Regions from separate parts of the Homo sapiens genome. Here region 2 is linked to region 1. Evidence: chromatin loops called from intact Hi-C (ENCODE). Cell type or tissue: endothelial cell of umbilical vein. All regions are shown on one strand.

The links. A loop is a pair of places that touch in the nucleus more often than their neighbours do. Peaks named below come from ENCODE experiments on the same cell type or tissue, not always from the same donor. Only the 100,000 strongest peaks of a DNase experiment are listed, where the experiment ranks them.
Region 2: a loop joins it to region 1, with 12 times the contacts of the local background. A loop is called at or near these places in 10 of 110 quality-filtered maps.

The regions. Positions count from the first base shown.
Region 1 is chr5:61,273,991-61,281,990 of GRCh38, forward strand. No RefSeq gene overlaps it. Among named protein-coding and RNA genes, the nearest start is that of LINC02057, 13 kb to the left of the region's middle. In endothelial cell of umbilical vein, a CTCF peak has its summit at 3,308; DNase peaks (open chromatin) are centred at 2,041, 3,391, 6,461 and 6,931; H3K27ac peaks cover 2,588 bases.
Region 2 is chr5:61,655,398-61,663,397 of GRCh38, forward strand. The region is part of intron 1 of LINC03122 (long intergenic non-protein coding RNA 3122); the gene reads left to right. LINC03152 (long intergenic non-protein coding RNA 3152) reads right to left here. Exons shown (of 8, transcript NR_109910.1): 8 at 7,760-8,000. It also overlaps the pseudogene HSPD1P22. Among named protein-coding and RNA genes, the nearest start is that of LINC03122, 22 kb to the left of the region's middle. In endothelial cell of umbilical vein, a CTCF peak has its summit at 3,316 (motif pointing left); a DNase peak (open chromatin) is centred at 3,304; H3K27me3 peaks cover 525 bases.

The sequences.
Region 1 (8,000 bases):
GTCTACAAAGAATGCAAAAAGTTAGCCAAGCATGATGGTCTGCACCTGAAGTCCCAGCTACTTGGGAGGCTGAGGTGGGAGGATCACTTGAGCCTGGGAGGTGGAGGTTGCAATGAACCCAGATTGTGCCACTATACTCCAGCCTAGGCAGCAGAGATAGAACCTGTATTAGAAAAAAAAAAAAAAAGGAGCATAGCCCTCCTGATACACCACTCTGGCACATAGTAAATGCCAAATAATCATTGTATGAACTGATGAATGCACGACCAACCCCCATTTCACAGTGTATTTTAACAAAGAAACATACACAGAGCCTTGCTGCCTTTGTGGAATCACCAAGGGAAAATAGCTCAGCCAAAGGTACTCTACATAGTTATAATTCTAATTCTGACTAACTTGTTAGGGTTCTCCCTCTGGTGATATATTGTAGAATTTAAAACATGTTTGCAATAATGCATGCCTTCATCTTCCCTTTAAAAACTGTGTGTGTGTGCATGTCCACGTCATTGTGTCAGAGAATGGGTTTGCCAAATAGGCCTTTGTAGTCCAGTAGTTTGAACTATTAGATTACTAATAGAAATCTATGAGAAGATTGTTCTTCAGCAAGTTTTCCAGTAAATTATCTCTAGGCAAGAATGTAGCAACTGGGTATTTTAAAATGTATTTTTGTAGCAGCTATTGACAAAGTACAGCCTGTATTGCTTAAGAAATTTTAACATGTAGACATCTAAAGTGCATTGTTGAAATAAAATGATACATACATTCCAAGGGTCAAGGCTGACCAATGTCAGATTTAAGAATGTCAGTTGGCAGAAGTGGAGGAATTTGGGAACTAGAAAACATGGCTATTTGCTCAGGTTAATTCTGAAATGGGTGGAGGGAGAATCAATGAGCATGTGAATCCAAGCAGTCTTCAGACAGAATTTTTAGCAGTGCACTCACAGTGAAAGTAAAACCTTTAGAAACTAAAAAAATTAAACATCAAGCTGAACAAATAAATAAAGCAGGAACAAAACTGGCATAGGTCTGGTTTTTTAAAGAAGAGAACCAAAGCAGGCAGTTCTTAGCTGATCTCCTGGAATTCCTAGTAAAAGAAAGAAAGAAAATAAGGGTGCCCACACTGGATTATCAAATCTGTTTTCTTTTCCTTAGCTCTAGGGCTGTACAGAAGCCTCCATGCTCTTGGATATGTGTGCCACCTCAAACCCAGCCCCTCCCAGACGCTTCAGCCCCTGAGCTGCACCCCCACCTGGCTCTCCTTCCTCTCTCCGCTACCTGGCTCTCCCTCCCCTCTCTCCTACCTGGCTCTCACTCTCCCCTCCCGTACTGCTGGTCTGGGTGTTGTCAGTTCTTTCCATTATTATGGGTCTGTCCATGCCACCACCCTGATGCAAGCCCCTACTGTCTGCTGCCCAGCCTGTGGGCAGGAAGGAGCCCCTGGGATGTAGTAACTAAGCTTCAGGCTCTAGCCAGGGACTACCAGGGTCTCAGCTTGGTTCTAGCACTTACAAGCCAACCAACGCTGGTCCAGTGATTCTGTGTCTCAATCTCCTCTTTGTTAAAAGGAGAGGGATGATAGTCCCTGGCCCACAGGGCTGTGTGAGGACTGAAGGAGGCGATGTGTATAAAGGTCACAGACCAGTACGTGGCCCAAAGTAGCATGCTCTGTACACACCAGCTACTGTTATTTCTTATTATTTCCTTGCTCCCTTTCTTGCCTCCATTGAATCCATTTTCCTGCAGTTATCACTTTCAAATAAACTCTGATCATAACACCTTCCTGCTGAAAACACTTGCAAAATTTGCCCGTGATTTTTAGGAACAGCCTAAATCCGTAAAAAGGCCTCCAAAACTGGGTGTGGCCTGGGCCCTACCTCCTTCTCCAGCCCCATCTTGCACCCTCTCCCCTTTGTTCTCAGAGCTCCAGATGCCTGGCTGTCTTTCAGTTCTTCAAACTAGAGGAGCTTCCCTCCACCTCAGGGCTTTACACAAGCTGCTTCCTCTGCCCGGAACGCCGACTCATCCTTCCCGTCTCGGTGCGAGCCTCATCACTTCCTCAGGGAGATCTTGCCCAGCCTCCCTCACTAGGTCAAAGCAGGCTGTGGCACCAATCATACTTCTCCTTCAATGGCGTTCCTCAGGGTCACCATCTAACACATTTGTGTGGTTACTAGATCAACACCGCTCTCACTGCTACAGTGAAAACTCTGTGAAGGCAGGGAGCATGACTATTTTTTATTTATTCCAACCCTCAGAGCCTAGAGTAGTTCCTGAAATGCAACAAAGTAGGTGCTTTGAAATGAGGAAGGGGCTGGGTGAGGTGGCTAACACCTGTTACCCCAGCACTTTGGAAGCCGTGGTGGGAGGATCATTTGAGGCCAGGAGTTTGAGACCAGCCTGGGCAATGTAGCAAGACTCCATCTCTACAAAGAATTTTATTTTTATTTATTTATTTTTGAGACAGGGTCTGGCTCTGTCACCCAGGCTAGAGTGCAGCAACACAGTCACAGCTCACTGCAGCCTCAACTTCCCAGGATCAAGCAAGCCTCCCACCTCAGTCTCCCAAGGAGCTACGACTATGGGTGTGCACCACCACGCCCAGCTATTTTTTTTTATTTTTCTTTAGGGACAGGGTGTCCCTATATTGCCCAGGCTGGTCTTGAACTCCTGGACTCAAGCAATCCTCTGGACTTAGCCTCCCAAAGTGCTGGGATCACAGGTGTGAGCCACTGCACCTGGCCTGCTATAAAACATTAAAAAATTTCCTAGGCATGGTAGTGCATATCTGTAGTCCTAGATGATCCCTTGAGCCCAGGAGGTTGAGGCTGTAGTGAGCTGTCATTGTGCCACTGCACTCCAGCCTGGGTGACAGAGTGAGACCGTGTCTCAAAGAAAAGAATTAAGATAGAAGGGAGGGAAGAAAAGAAGGAGAGGGAAGAAAAATGCATGCTGGTACCCTTGCCTGTTCTGGAGGCCACATTGCCCTGAGGATTTCTGTCAGTCTCCAGGAACCATCTCATTCCATAAGCCTTGTGTGCTTTTCTCACTTCCTACTGCCTTTGACTCATTAAGGTGTTGATTCTCAATTCAATTCGAATGTTTGTTCTTAGGAAAAATGGTCCTTACATTGGCATGATGGTGTGACCTCTGAATGCAGTTTATGGCTTTTTTGTGTGTTTGTTTTATGTACAGACATTTTGTGATTTCAAGAAAGGATAAAGTGATAGGTATGAAGTTGCAGGGAAAAAAAATTCCATCAACCCAAATCCAAAAGGGTTCCTTGCCCAGCACAGCACAGCAGCTCACTCTCTGGTATTTCTGCCCCCACACTGAGGAGAGACCCACAGGAGGAGCTCCAGCACAAGCCGATGGCAAAGGAAGGGAAACAATAGGAGGGGAGAACAGCCTCCCACATCCACCATTTCAACCTCTCAGAGAAAGTACTGAAAGTGAAAGGAGCATGAATAAAGAAGCCATTTCTCTGAACTAAAAGCAGAGGAGAGGGCTCTTCCTCCTGCTGCACATGAGTGAACAAAGATGGGCTCCAGAAGAACCAGAGGAGAAAGAATGCCAGCGTTGAGAGGAGGTTTTCCCCTTAATCCAACTCCGTTCTTGCATGAGGGAGGCAATGAAAGGCCAGAGAAGTGAAGGGATTTGCAGAGGACACACAGAGGCGAGCTAGAGGAAAGGAAGTGGGGTTTATTGAGTGACTACTGCTTTGGGCTCCTCCCTGTAGTTTAGGTATTTTGCTCTGATTGAATCTTACATAACTATATGAAGTAGATTTCATTACCACATTTTACAGAAAAAAAAAAAAAAAAAAAAACCATGGATACTCCAAAAGGCCCAGGACGAAGATATAAAGCTGCCCAGTGGAAACACGCTGTGGCTGACACTGCAAAGAATCCCGGCTCAGCCACGTCCTTGTTCTTGTGCAAGCCAGCGCCCTGCACCTGAAGGCCCTTATGTGGAGGGTGACTACATGCTCTGCCTTGCCTGAGTCAGACCTGGTTTACACCTGTTGTTCGAGTGTCATTAGTAATAGCACCTCCTCTCTCAAAAGTGCCTTATTTGAGGCTGGGCGTGGTGACTCACACCCATAATCCCAGCACTTTGGGAGGCCAGGGTGGGAGGATCACTTGAATCCAGGAGTTTGAGACCAGCCTGCGCAACTCAGTGAGACCTCATCTCTACTAAAAAAAATTTTTTTAAATGTAAAAGGTGCCCTGTTTGGGATAACGAATTTATTGTGTGATCACCCTACTGTCTATAAAATGGGGATATTAATGTTACCTAGGTCGTGGAGTGGCTGCAAGGACTCAATGAGATGTCGCACATAAAATACATGGCATCTAGTCAGTGCTCAATAAATGTTAGCTGCTATTATTATTATTAGGGTGGCATCTAGAGAGGCGGCAGCAAGGAGTGAAGCCAAGCTTCCCACTTGACATTCCCACCTTGGTCTCTGTGAATGATGCTCCCTGTAGTTGTGCAGTGCCAGCCTTTGTGGCTTCAGACTGACCCGGCATGGGCAGCACTAGCTACTCTAGATTAGAGACCATATGGGGGCACCACACTTGCCACTTCTACCTCTGCACCAATCAGATTCACCACCTTCTCCTTCTTGGGTTACATTGTTGGGACTGAATTTTTTTTCTTTTACTGAAAAGTTTAGAGCCCAGATTTCTTAAAGGGGAAGAATGTCAAGCAGCGAATCCTGCAGAGCATCCCTACCCCTGGCCCCAGCCCATGCTAATTAAGTGACTGACTTAAGGAAGTTGCCTCCTCTTAGAAATTAAGAGGTGGATTGAGTATTTTCCTCTGGCCTCCTTAAATGTTCTTGGTTACAGTGATAAAAATGCTGAGCTCTATTGCCTACTATTGGAGTGAAGGCTGCTGGAAACTCCTCGTTCCCTGAAGAACCTAATTGTCGATGCTAGTGCATCTAAACAGGTGTTCTTTAGATTACTTTTGCTAATGCCTTTTCACTGGAAAGATCAATTTAAATGTTGCTTTGAGCTAATTAGTTATTGCTTCTGTGTCCATCCAAATTTATATATTTGATTCTGTGTGCTGGATGAGGCATTACCTTCAAAATCTATAAGCTTACACAAGGTAGGTCATTTTAAATTTAGTTATCTGTCCTCTTCTATATTTTATACAAATATGCATATATTTCTTTTATTATTTAAAATGCCACCAGGTGTTGTGGCTCATGCCTGTAATCCTAACACTTTGGGAGGCTGAGGTGGGTGGGTTGCTTGAGCCCAGGAGTTCGAGACCTGCTTGGGCAACATGGCGAGACCACATCTCTACCAAAAAGAATACAAAAATTAGCTGGGCATGGTGGTGCATGCCTATAGTCCCAGCTACTTGGGAGGCTGGGGTGGGAGGATCACTTGAGCCCAGGAGGTTAAGACTGCAGTAAGCCTAGATTGCGCCACTGCACTCCAGCCTGGGTGACAGAGCTGGATTCTGTCCCCAAAAAAATAAAGAAAACAAAAACAAAATGAAATGCCTAGTTTAAACATATATTAGAATGTCCAGCATCATCTTTGGATGTCCTCTATCACCAAGAATGGTGTGTTATACAGAGTATGTGTTGAATGACTATTTGTGGAACAGATAAACTAATACCCTAACTTAAATGGCAAACAGATTAGATTTGTTGTCTCTAGGTGTTTTCGTTTGGGAATCCTTTAAATGTTGCCTAAACTTTCTGTGTTTATTCTGTTCTCTGCCTAGAATTTCCTCCATTTCATCTCTATCTCTGGAAATCTTGCCATTCATTCAAGATTCTCTTCAAATGCCAGTTTCTCCATGAAACCCAGCTTGCAGTCTCCAACCAGATATCATGGAGTCATTCTTAGAACAAAGGATCTGGAAAGGGCCACGTCTAGTTTTCCAGATTCCACATTACTCCAGGTCTCTGTTACCTTATCTGGTGGGTATGTGGAGAATGTGAACTGCTTAAAATGAGACAGATGGTATACTCTGCTGAACCCAGTATATTACCTAACTGATAGTAAGTGCTTAATGAACGGTAAGTTTATAGTTTGGAAGAAGGATGTTTAAAAAATAGGGTACACTTGAACCTATTAATAAAAGTAATTAATGTGGCTCTTCAATCAAGCCCCCAAAACATAGAGCTTTAGAACCTAGAAGTTGTCTGTTCAGACTCTCCTTTTAGAGTCTTAGGATCTTGTTTAAGGTCACCTGGCTGAGGAGGAGCAGAGTCCAGCCAACAGGTCTCCTGAGTGCTGTTCCAGACATTTCTTCAGGCATAATTTAACATGTATCAGTTTATCCTTGAGTGTAAAGTACACTTCATGATTGAATGCAGGTAACTGGCTATTCATACTTCCCCCACCCCCTTTCTTTTAGTGCCTGTTTCTAAGCAGCAGAGTTGTGGTTCAGTGACTCTGTCTGTATAATATGAAAACAGGGCACCCAGCCAATTCTGATGAGCTAATTATTTCCCTAAATTATCATGCCTAAGCAAAGGGCCCTCAACTCTGCTGTTCAACACTTATCATTGTATTTGGGGGGTGAGCTGTACATAAGGCATATCATCAGATAGCTAGAATTTTCTATTTCAGATTGTCAAGCAGTGAAAATTGTCGTTCTTAGAAATGACTGACAATCCCCCTTCCTCATTTCTGCTACATTGAGTTAGGTAAAGAAAAAAAAAAAAGACTTCAGTCTTTTTACAGATCTCTTGCTGAAAACACGTGACAGAACTATACATTTTCACTAGAAATTGATGGAAAAATGAGCACTTCCAAATGCCTGAAAAACTTTGCAAAGGTCCCACTTAACAGAATGTGGCTAACACCTCAAAAAATAAAGCAAAATAAATGTTGCAGTGGGCATGAATCTTGCTTCAAGTGCTGGGTTGTTGGCTGGTTGCCTGGGGAGAGTGGGGCCAGGGCTTGCCAGCTGGCAGAGCCACATGCCTATAAAGGATGCAGTCAGCTTACACCTTGGCAAACTATGATTTTGATGGAAATCTTAGAGGTCAGCAGACGTTCTCCCTAGTAGAGTTACGTTAGCTCAGGTCATTGCTTTTATTTGAGTGAAGAAAACATCTTGATGGTCATAATTCATAGGACCAAGTCATTGCCCTGATCTAAACCAGAGTTTGTTACTGGATCTGAATAGATAGACATACCCTAAAGAAGGCACAGGATGTAATTGAAGGTGGCACTTTCAATTACTAATCCCCAAGTTCAACTAGTCATGCCACTGAAGCACACCAACTGGCTCATGAGCAAGCACACATCTGCCCCAAAGTCCCACTCAGCAGCCATTGTTTTCAAACTCTGAGCTCCAAAGCTACTACCATCCTATTCTCTGATGCTCATTCATATTCTGCTTTGTGTAGTTGTTGTTTTGTTTCTCTTTCATAGATCTGAAGGCAGTATCTCCAAAATAGCTAGCTTAGTGCTTTTTAGCAAAGGAAAGAACTGCAGAGGGAGATTCTAGATTTCAGAGTCCATGTTGAAAATTATAGCCATTAATATTTTTAATTGACAAAATACCCATCAGTCTCCCAATGGATTTGTTGGGGTTTTTTTGAAATGGTCTAAACTGATTCTAATATTTATTTTTCTAAATATTAGAATCAATATTGGCATGCAAAATAGCCAGAAGAAATACTGTGAAAAAATTCAAAAGACAAATATAGATTCGGAAAAACATTTGCAATACTGTATATGCAACCAGCAAAGGGTCAATATCCTTACTACATAAAAGTGGACAAAGAAAATGATCTAAGAACTTACAGAGGAAGAAATAACTATTTAACATACAAAAGCATTTTGACCTTACTAGTAATCAAAAACTACAAATGACAGCCAAATGCCTCTTATCTGTCATACAAGGAAAAATCAGAGTTGTACTGAGTGGTCATTTGACACTTTGATATACTACCCATGACAATGAAAAATGATACCACCTTTTGGGGGAACAAATTGTCTTTCTTTCTCTGTCTCGCTCTC
Region 2 (8,000 bases), 380 kb after region 1:
GCATATGTGCAGAAGTGACTTTTTTGTGTGTGTGGGAAGAGATCCTATAGCTTTCATCAGATTCTCTGTGGGATTTTAGAATATCCTAAGAACTACTGGACTAGAAGTAGGATCAGTTAGCAATGCAAATCACTCAATGCATCAGAGTCCCAGCAGGAAACAGAACTCACTGGAGATGGTTCTGCTGGAGACTTTAAAGAAGGGGCTACTTCAGAAGTGTGGGCAGAGGTAGGTGGACAAACAAGAGATGGGAGGCACCCCAAGTTTAGCACCAGTGGGGAGCTGGTATCCCCAAGGATGAAGGGCCAAGGGGAGGAAACTGAGGGACTGGGGCCCATGATAGTTGGAGCCCTGGAGGAAGAGCCTCTCGGTGGAAGCAGGAGTGCTGGAGGGACACAGTCTTCTTCTGAGATGGGGAGTCCAAGCAGGGGACAAGGACACAGTGTAGCTTCTCTCTTCCCACTTGACTGGCCATTAGTGCCTCCCCTCGTCTCTAATACAGTTGGAAGCCAGCAGCCAAGGGTGTTTGGGTGATGTGGTCTGTGGGGTCAAAGTGGGGGAGAGAATGCAGTAAATGGGTAGATTCGGACAGAGCAGGGTAGACGGAGAAAAACCAACATTCACAGAAAATACGTTACTTAGGACTTCCAGCATTGTGCAAGAAGGAAATTGACAGAAGTCATGTTTGGTAGTTGCCGGCATCATTCCTCACGTTCTGACTTCTGGATTCTGCTTTTCATCAGTCCCTTCTGCACTAACTTGCCCAGCCTAGTAAAGTCATATAAAGAGAAGCAAAATTCAGAGGATTCTTTTGTTGTTGTTGTTAACCTTTTCCTTCCACTGCTACTTACAAGCTCTCTGACGTTGGAAGTCACAAAAATGTCTCTGAGCCTCATTCATCAAGTATGGAAGAGGTTGGGTTTGATGTTTTGCATTGTGCCTTCTGGCTTGAAGGTTTTATGATGCTTTAAGAGGGTCTTTGGCTTCCTCCTTATGAAAGGCATGTAGTGCTCTGGCCCCTTCTAAAGGGGTGAGCCGCCTTCCCTTGCCCGTTGTCGCCTGCAATGGTTTGAAGGCTGGAAGAGAGCACAACAGCAGTACCCCAGTCCTCCAAGGAACAGACCGCAGCAGGTTATTAGCATTTTATCGACTTTGGCTCTGCTGTTGATTGTCAGGATCTGTAGTGAAATACTTTAATATACATTTGAGTCTAAGTGTTACCCAGGCCGAAGGAGCACTAATTTTGAAGATATGTTTGCATTATAGCCTGTGTTCTAGAGAGACCCAATATAAAGAAACACACCCAGCAACTCTGCTTACTCGGCTGGTGGAGGGAATTGAGGATTGTTGCTGAAGGGAACTCACTTTTGTATGCATTTCAGAGATTTAATTTTATTAGCCAATGCAAATGATCTGTTCCACAAATGTAAAACAAAAGGACAAGAAAATGATCCCTGTGTCAACATCAGGATGTCTGACTTAAAATCCCATTCGAATAACTCCCTAAAAATGATCAGACACTGAATACATTATTTTTCTGACTTTGACAAAACTAGTCTGCACAAAGAAGCAGCCCCATGAGGTTACGGATAAACCAACCACCTTAAAACTTCAGCATTTTCATGTCAGTCACAGATTTTCTTAAGGGCCAACTCACTGTTTAAGGACTAATGTGTTTGGAGAGGGAAAAAAACCACACTGTGTTATTAAGCAGAATCCCCTTTACATACAGGGATCGGATCAGTTTGCCCGGATTGTGTTGCCTGCTTTATTGTCCTACTTCAAACACGGGGCCCTGGGCATCATCTCGAGGAAGGGCTGATTGAACTGTCGGCCTGACACTTGTCAGCTGTGGATAATACGGGCTTCAGTCCGTCATGCTCACACATAAATGAACCATGACAGAGATAGACTGTTGAATAGAAAAAGCAGTTTTACTGTGGATAACCTTTCTTGAATAAATGCAACAAATAATAAAGTCTGAAAAGGGGGAACATGTACCTTAGGAAAGCAGTGACGTTCAGAACCAAACGGTTATTATCTTTTTGGGCCATCAAAAATTGCCCATTTATCCAAGTACATTATTGAGAGAAAAGCTAAAAGTGCTATGATTATCATAAAAATGATGGCAGTTGAATCTATGCAGTCTTCAATATTATATCACATAACAAAACCTAGTTACAGCTCACCAGGATTGAAAAAGGAGGCATTGTTTGTGTACCAAATGGAATCCACAATTGTTCTTAGAAAATGGTGGCACACATCTTAATTAAAAGAGCAGAAAAAGAATCTAAAGCTCTTCTTTATGTCTTTAAAACACTTCTCCTTTTTTATTAAAAGAAGAAAAAAACAGAACTCCCAGTAGAAATTGTGGAAACTCTACATTTCAATCAAGACAGTCAAAAGAATGATTTGAATTTACAGGCCTGTAATTGGAACAAATTGGAAACAAAAGAAGAGCTCGTTTAAGCCACGTGATGTGGCCACAGTGCTGCCGTGTACAGTATGTTAGAAAAAAAAATCATGTTTCTTTAAAGCAAAGCTAACTCCACTGCAGGCTCTGAGCAATTTGCATAAATGTCTCTACCATGATTTTTTTTTTATTTATGGGCCCTAAGTTTCTAATTAAATACTAATTAATACTATCACCAGAATTGTCTCCCATCCCCAGCTCTTCATAGCTTTGTCACTTTGATTAATGCACAGTCATTTATTAACTTATTTAACAAGCCGGGGTGCCTCATGACAAACTAGATTAAATTATCCTCATAACAGTCTCATTACTGGAAAAAGGGAGTTTTAAACTTAATAAAAATTATCCTCAATAATGTTAAAGCTTTTTCACCATACCCTTAAAAGACAGAAATAGGTTTCTTGTTTGATTTATAATATAAGGAGTTGTATAAAGCATCCATTAATAAAATTTATAAGTTCATTTAAGCTTGCACATTACAGTAGTGCTGTAGCCTTGGGTGCTTATTATTTAACTTTTGCTGTAGTTATGAAGATAATTAATGTGCTGACCAGACAGGGACTAAAATACCCACCAGAACAAGATAATTAGAGACATAAATAATGTTTAGGTTCTTGTGTGCTGCTCTTAAAATTAATTGTTTTGTTTTCCATCCAAACTTGATAAAGAAGAAAATAAGAGTTTACCAAGGAACTGTACGATGAAGGTGAGATGTTTGTTTCGGTGGACTGGCAAATGCTAGCAAGTCTGGCAGTTTTTGGGCTGGAGGAGGGAGCAGATGTGTCAGGGGATTTGGCTCCTTCTGGGAAACTGTTCGACCCTCATTGCTCTCTGTCGCCCTCTGGTGGCCAGGTCCTGGTGACACGCACACCTTGCAGCCAGGCCTGTTTGTCAGTGGTAGGCGGAGGGGTGAGGCAGAAGTGGGAGCTGGAGGAAGTCTCTTCATTTAAGTGCTGGGATAAACTTCTCATCTCAGTCAGATTCCAGGAGAAGGGGGGCCCCAGAGGGAGCTCAGCATATCTATGGCAGCAAATCTTCCTTGCTGACAAAGCAGAATCCAGGAAGCTGTGGCTCACTCAGGCCCTGCCGGTCTCAAAATAAATAGGCACAAACGCTTTAAAACATGCGTGGAGCGCTGACCCTCCATGGGGCTGTGTGCTAAAATAAGTGTTCAGCATGTTCGGAGGGCAGATTCTCTTTTTATTTTCAGTTTCTTGCTAAAATAGCACCCTTGTTAAGGGTCTAGGTGACCCGGTAGGAAGAGCAGGGAAAGGTATCTGCTGACGGAGGGTCTACTGTCTAAATTTCCTTCTGGCCTGGGCCGTCCTGAGTCTTTGGGTGGGGTTGTGGGAAAGGCGCAGTAGCTCCCTGGTCAAACAGGGAGCTGCCACCCTGTGTAGACAACACTTCACCACTGACAAGGCACCTTGGCATGTATCGTGCTGTCTTCACCCCTCCAGAGCCCTGTGAGACCAGAGGGAGGGACTGTTACTATGGTTGCTGAGGGGTCACGTGCTGATTTCAATCCACAAACCGGCCGGCTGGTGACTTCCTTGCCGGGAAGAGCACCTGGCTCCTTTTCTTTCGGTATCTGAAGTCCTTTCTGCTTTTCCGCACCTCACCCCCAGTTCTTCTCTCTCACACCCTCCTTCTCCCGCTCACCTTTTCTTTTTATCCTTGATTCAGAGCAGAGATAACAATAACTCTACTTGTTCTCATACTAAAATAGCTCACTTGTCAAAGCTGCAGGGAGACTGGTGCCGCGGAAATTCTGTGAGCAGAAGAATGGCTGGGAGAATTTTCTCCGAGTTTAGATTAGAGCGCTTCATGGTCAGAGTCCTCTCCCATTCACTCCCATCCCTGGGAGGTAAAAAGACAGCAAACGTCTTCATGATTTATAACTCTTGTTTAGCATTGATTCAGAGCTCCATCTTTGCAAGTCTATTAGTAGAGACCTATTAGTGGAGGTTGGCTTTGGCCAAAAATAGATCAACGTTAGGCCAAATCTTAGCTACCTGATTCATTCAGTTTCCTCCAGGCAACTTCATTTGAATTCAGGGTATTAGGTTCCCAGGCTTGCCCAGGATTCTGCTTGGGCAAGGAGGCCAAATTAAATGAAACAGGGCCTCTAGGAGCCAAGTGAGGGGATGTCCTAGATTAAAATAAAAGCGCAGGAAGAGAAGAGCTCTCGGTCGGTGAAGGAAGGTGAAGGCCCAGGTGATCTTATTCCTGTCTGGGTCCTTCCACTGGAGTTCCCACTGGCTTCATCATGATGGCCTCAGGAGTGGAGGGGCAGAGGGGAATGGTGGCTAGATGGATGCAGGCCACAGATTAGGGATGCATAGTTGGGAAGAACACAGGAGAAGAAGAGAGAGTTTTTCAGTGGTGCTCAAACTTTAATGGGCAAAACTTTGTTTAAATGCAGAGTCCCTTGCTCCAGTTTCAGACTTGCTAATTCTCTTAGTCTGAGATGACACCAGGAATCTGCACTGATAACAGGGCTTTAGTGACTTTGATTCAGGGGTCAGTCCATGACCAGTCATTAAGAAACACTGGACGAGGAAGGGAGAAAGAGAAGATAAAAGAACTGTAGGAAGTGAGGGAATTTTGCCTAAATCATGTTTACCTCCTGAGAAAGTGCCATAGCTGTCTTCTCTCTCTCTCTCTCTCTGTGTGTGTGTGTGTGTGTGTGTGTGTGAGAGAGAGAGAGAGAGAGAGAGAGAGAGAGAGAGAGACAGAGAGAGACAGAGAGAGACAGAGAGAAAGAGATGCCCTCCATGGCCAGAGAGGAAGGTAGGTCAAACACATATCCTTGGCTCTTCCAGCACCTCTCGTTGTGCTTACCCTGGAGGCCCTGCTCAAATCCAGTCTACATTGTGTCCACTGGAGGCTGCTCTTTAAGCTCTGTCACTCTCCTGCTCACCCCTTTGCTCTGACAGCGGCATCCTTCTGTGAGGGGACATCTGAAGGAAATGGGGGTACAGCTGTGCCCTGAGCCAGGGTTGCTGCCAGCATTGAAGAGAAGATTGAAAGAGCCCTATTTCCCACCTCCATACAACCTTCTGGAATAGTCAAGTGCCAAAATGGCCTTAATTAAACTGCCTCAGGCACATTCTGAGGGCCAGTCTATTGCTTGGGCCATTATGGGCAGACAGAGGTGCTGTGAGGGTAAGGTACCCTCACACAGCTTCAGAACTAAAGGCGCCCCAGCTGGGATGTCCTGACCTGTCAGGGCTCTCTCTATTGTTCTCTTCATGCCTTGGTAACCACGTAGGCAGAGCGATGTGGATGCCACATGTGTGCACAGATCAATGCATTCATGGTCACAGGCAAGTGCCAGGCACTGTGCTGGGTGCTGGCAATAGATGAAGATGAAAGACGTTTTCTTGCAAACTAGCTTCACTGTTGCCCCTTGAAGGCTCTCAGTGACATTGCCCTGAGCTGAAAGAGTATATCCAGAGGTTACTGGGACTGAGTGTGTCTTCTAACACCACTTAGACACCTGGCAGAGAACAGGACACTCATGACTAGACTGGCTCAGGGATGGCTTTGTAGGGTGGATGTGACAGAAGGAGAAGAGAGTGATAGGGTTTAGGGCTGTGGTCCCTAAACTGGAGTACACACACCCTCAGGGGCTGTACAAAATGCTCCAATGGGAATGGGCAGAAAATACTGAAATGCTTATTATATTGGCCTTCTAAAATCATGTCATTTGTGCCTTTCCATTTTCGTGATATGTTTTAAAATGAAGAAAATGTCAGCCCAGTAGTAAAATGTATGCGATTTATGAACATATTGGGGCTATGTGCTCGATTCTTTTCTTGCTTCATTGCTGGCTGTGCACTACGAAGCAGGTTCATAGGCTGTTGGTTTAGGAAGGGGGCTATTGTAAAAAATGGGGCTGAAGTGCTAGGCCCTGGAGTGTAGGTGGGAGGGGGAAGGAAGCAAAACCAAAAGGGGGGGATGAGAGAATGAGGAAATGGGAAGAGCAGACATGGACGGGCTCAGGGAGATTGAAAGTCAGGGGCAGCGGGTTGAAGGGAACCGGGATCTCAGTAGAGGAGGCTGTGATGAGGCTTCAGGATACAGGTTGAGAATATCTCAGGTGGGACCACTCTAGGCCATTCGCAGGTTAGGGGTGTCACCAGGTGAGGGAGGGAAAGAAAGGGACGGCAAGTGTATTGGATGTGCTGCCCACAGGGAGGGACATTAAAGTGCCCACCCTGATGGCAAGATCTAGGACAGAAAAGAAGACAGTAAGTTACCAAGGTGTGAGCGGAAGGTTCAGGTGGTTTTGGGCAACCAGGTGGCTAAGAGAGGGTGGGGGGGGTTTACATACAGGTAGAAGGACACAAAGCCCTTTCCAGTCCCCAGGAGTTTGGGGCCATGAAGCGCTCACTACCTGGGGTAGGCTGGGCAGCACCCGGGAGAGCCACGGTCCCTGCGGTCACAGGAAGAGGATGGAGTGCTCCGCCCTCCCCACGAGCTTGGTTGCGTTGCTCACCCTGGAACCAAGGTCCCAGAGGGCACTGGAAGAGCCTTTGGATGTGAGGGATGCAGCGGGAGTGGGTGTCTCGGTGGTCAGAGCAGCTGGGGGGAGCCTGTGGGAGGGGAAGGGACAGCAGAGGGCTGCTCACACCGCCTGCGCCTCCTGTGTGCGCTGCCTCTACATGCTCTGCTTGGGATTTGTGGAATCGATTTTGTGAGCGTCACCAGCTTTTTAACAATATTATTATTTTAAGGAATGTACAAATGTCTTTTCATTCAAAAACACAAAATAAGTTATCAGTAGGCATGGACAATGACAACTACAAACCATCGTATACTTGGCCAAACGGAACCCTTTACTGAAACCTGTAACCTTTTCTTTAATCTCTTGTTTGAAGTGATTTCTCTAAGATTATTGGTGAGAAGCACAACTCTGAGCTTCCCGTAACAGTTCCTGAGTAGTGATAAAGCACTATTTAAGGAGTTAGAACTCGCTGCCTCCCATGCCACCTCCACCCAGTCTGCCTGTGCCAGGGTCCTTCTCTTTAGGATCTTCCTGACACCTTCTTCTCTGTTTCAGGCAGAGAAGCAGCAGCCCTACCTACCATAATAGTGACAATGATGCCTGTCCCCCTCCCCACCATCCTCTCCCCTGTGCAGCCAAAGATCTCCCCGCAGGGCTTCACAACTAACTTCTGAGGGGCTTCACACAATGTTCTCAGCTGTCAGGGATCTTCCTAACGTCTGCTCTTGTCAAGGTCACTGCAGGCATTTTGAATTGAATGTTTTATAAAACAATTTCTGTATCAGTTTTTTGATCTTTATTAGTTGCAGTTCATGAGTCCCAAATTGGAATACGCTGAAACCAAGCCCAGCCACCTCTTAGAAAGAAACCTCCTTCAAAAGCAGCTGGAACCACCTTGAGTGTCTCTGGGGCTACTTCTTTTTATTCACTCGGCCTCACCTGTCCCACCAGCCCTTGGCATGGCTGTTCTACCTGAAATTTTTGCTATGTGTTCATTCATACTCACTAGCATTG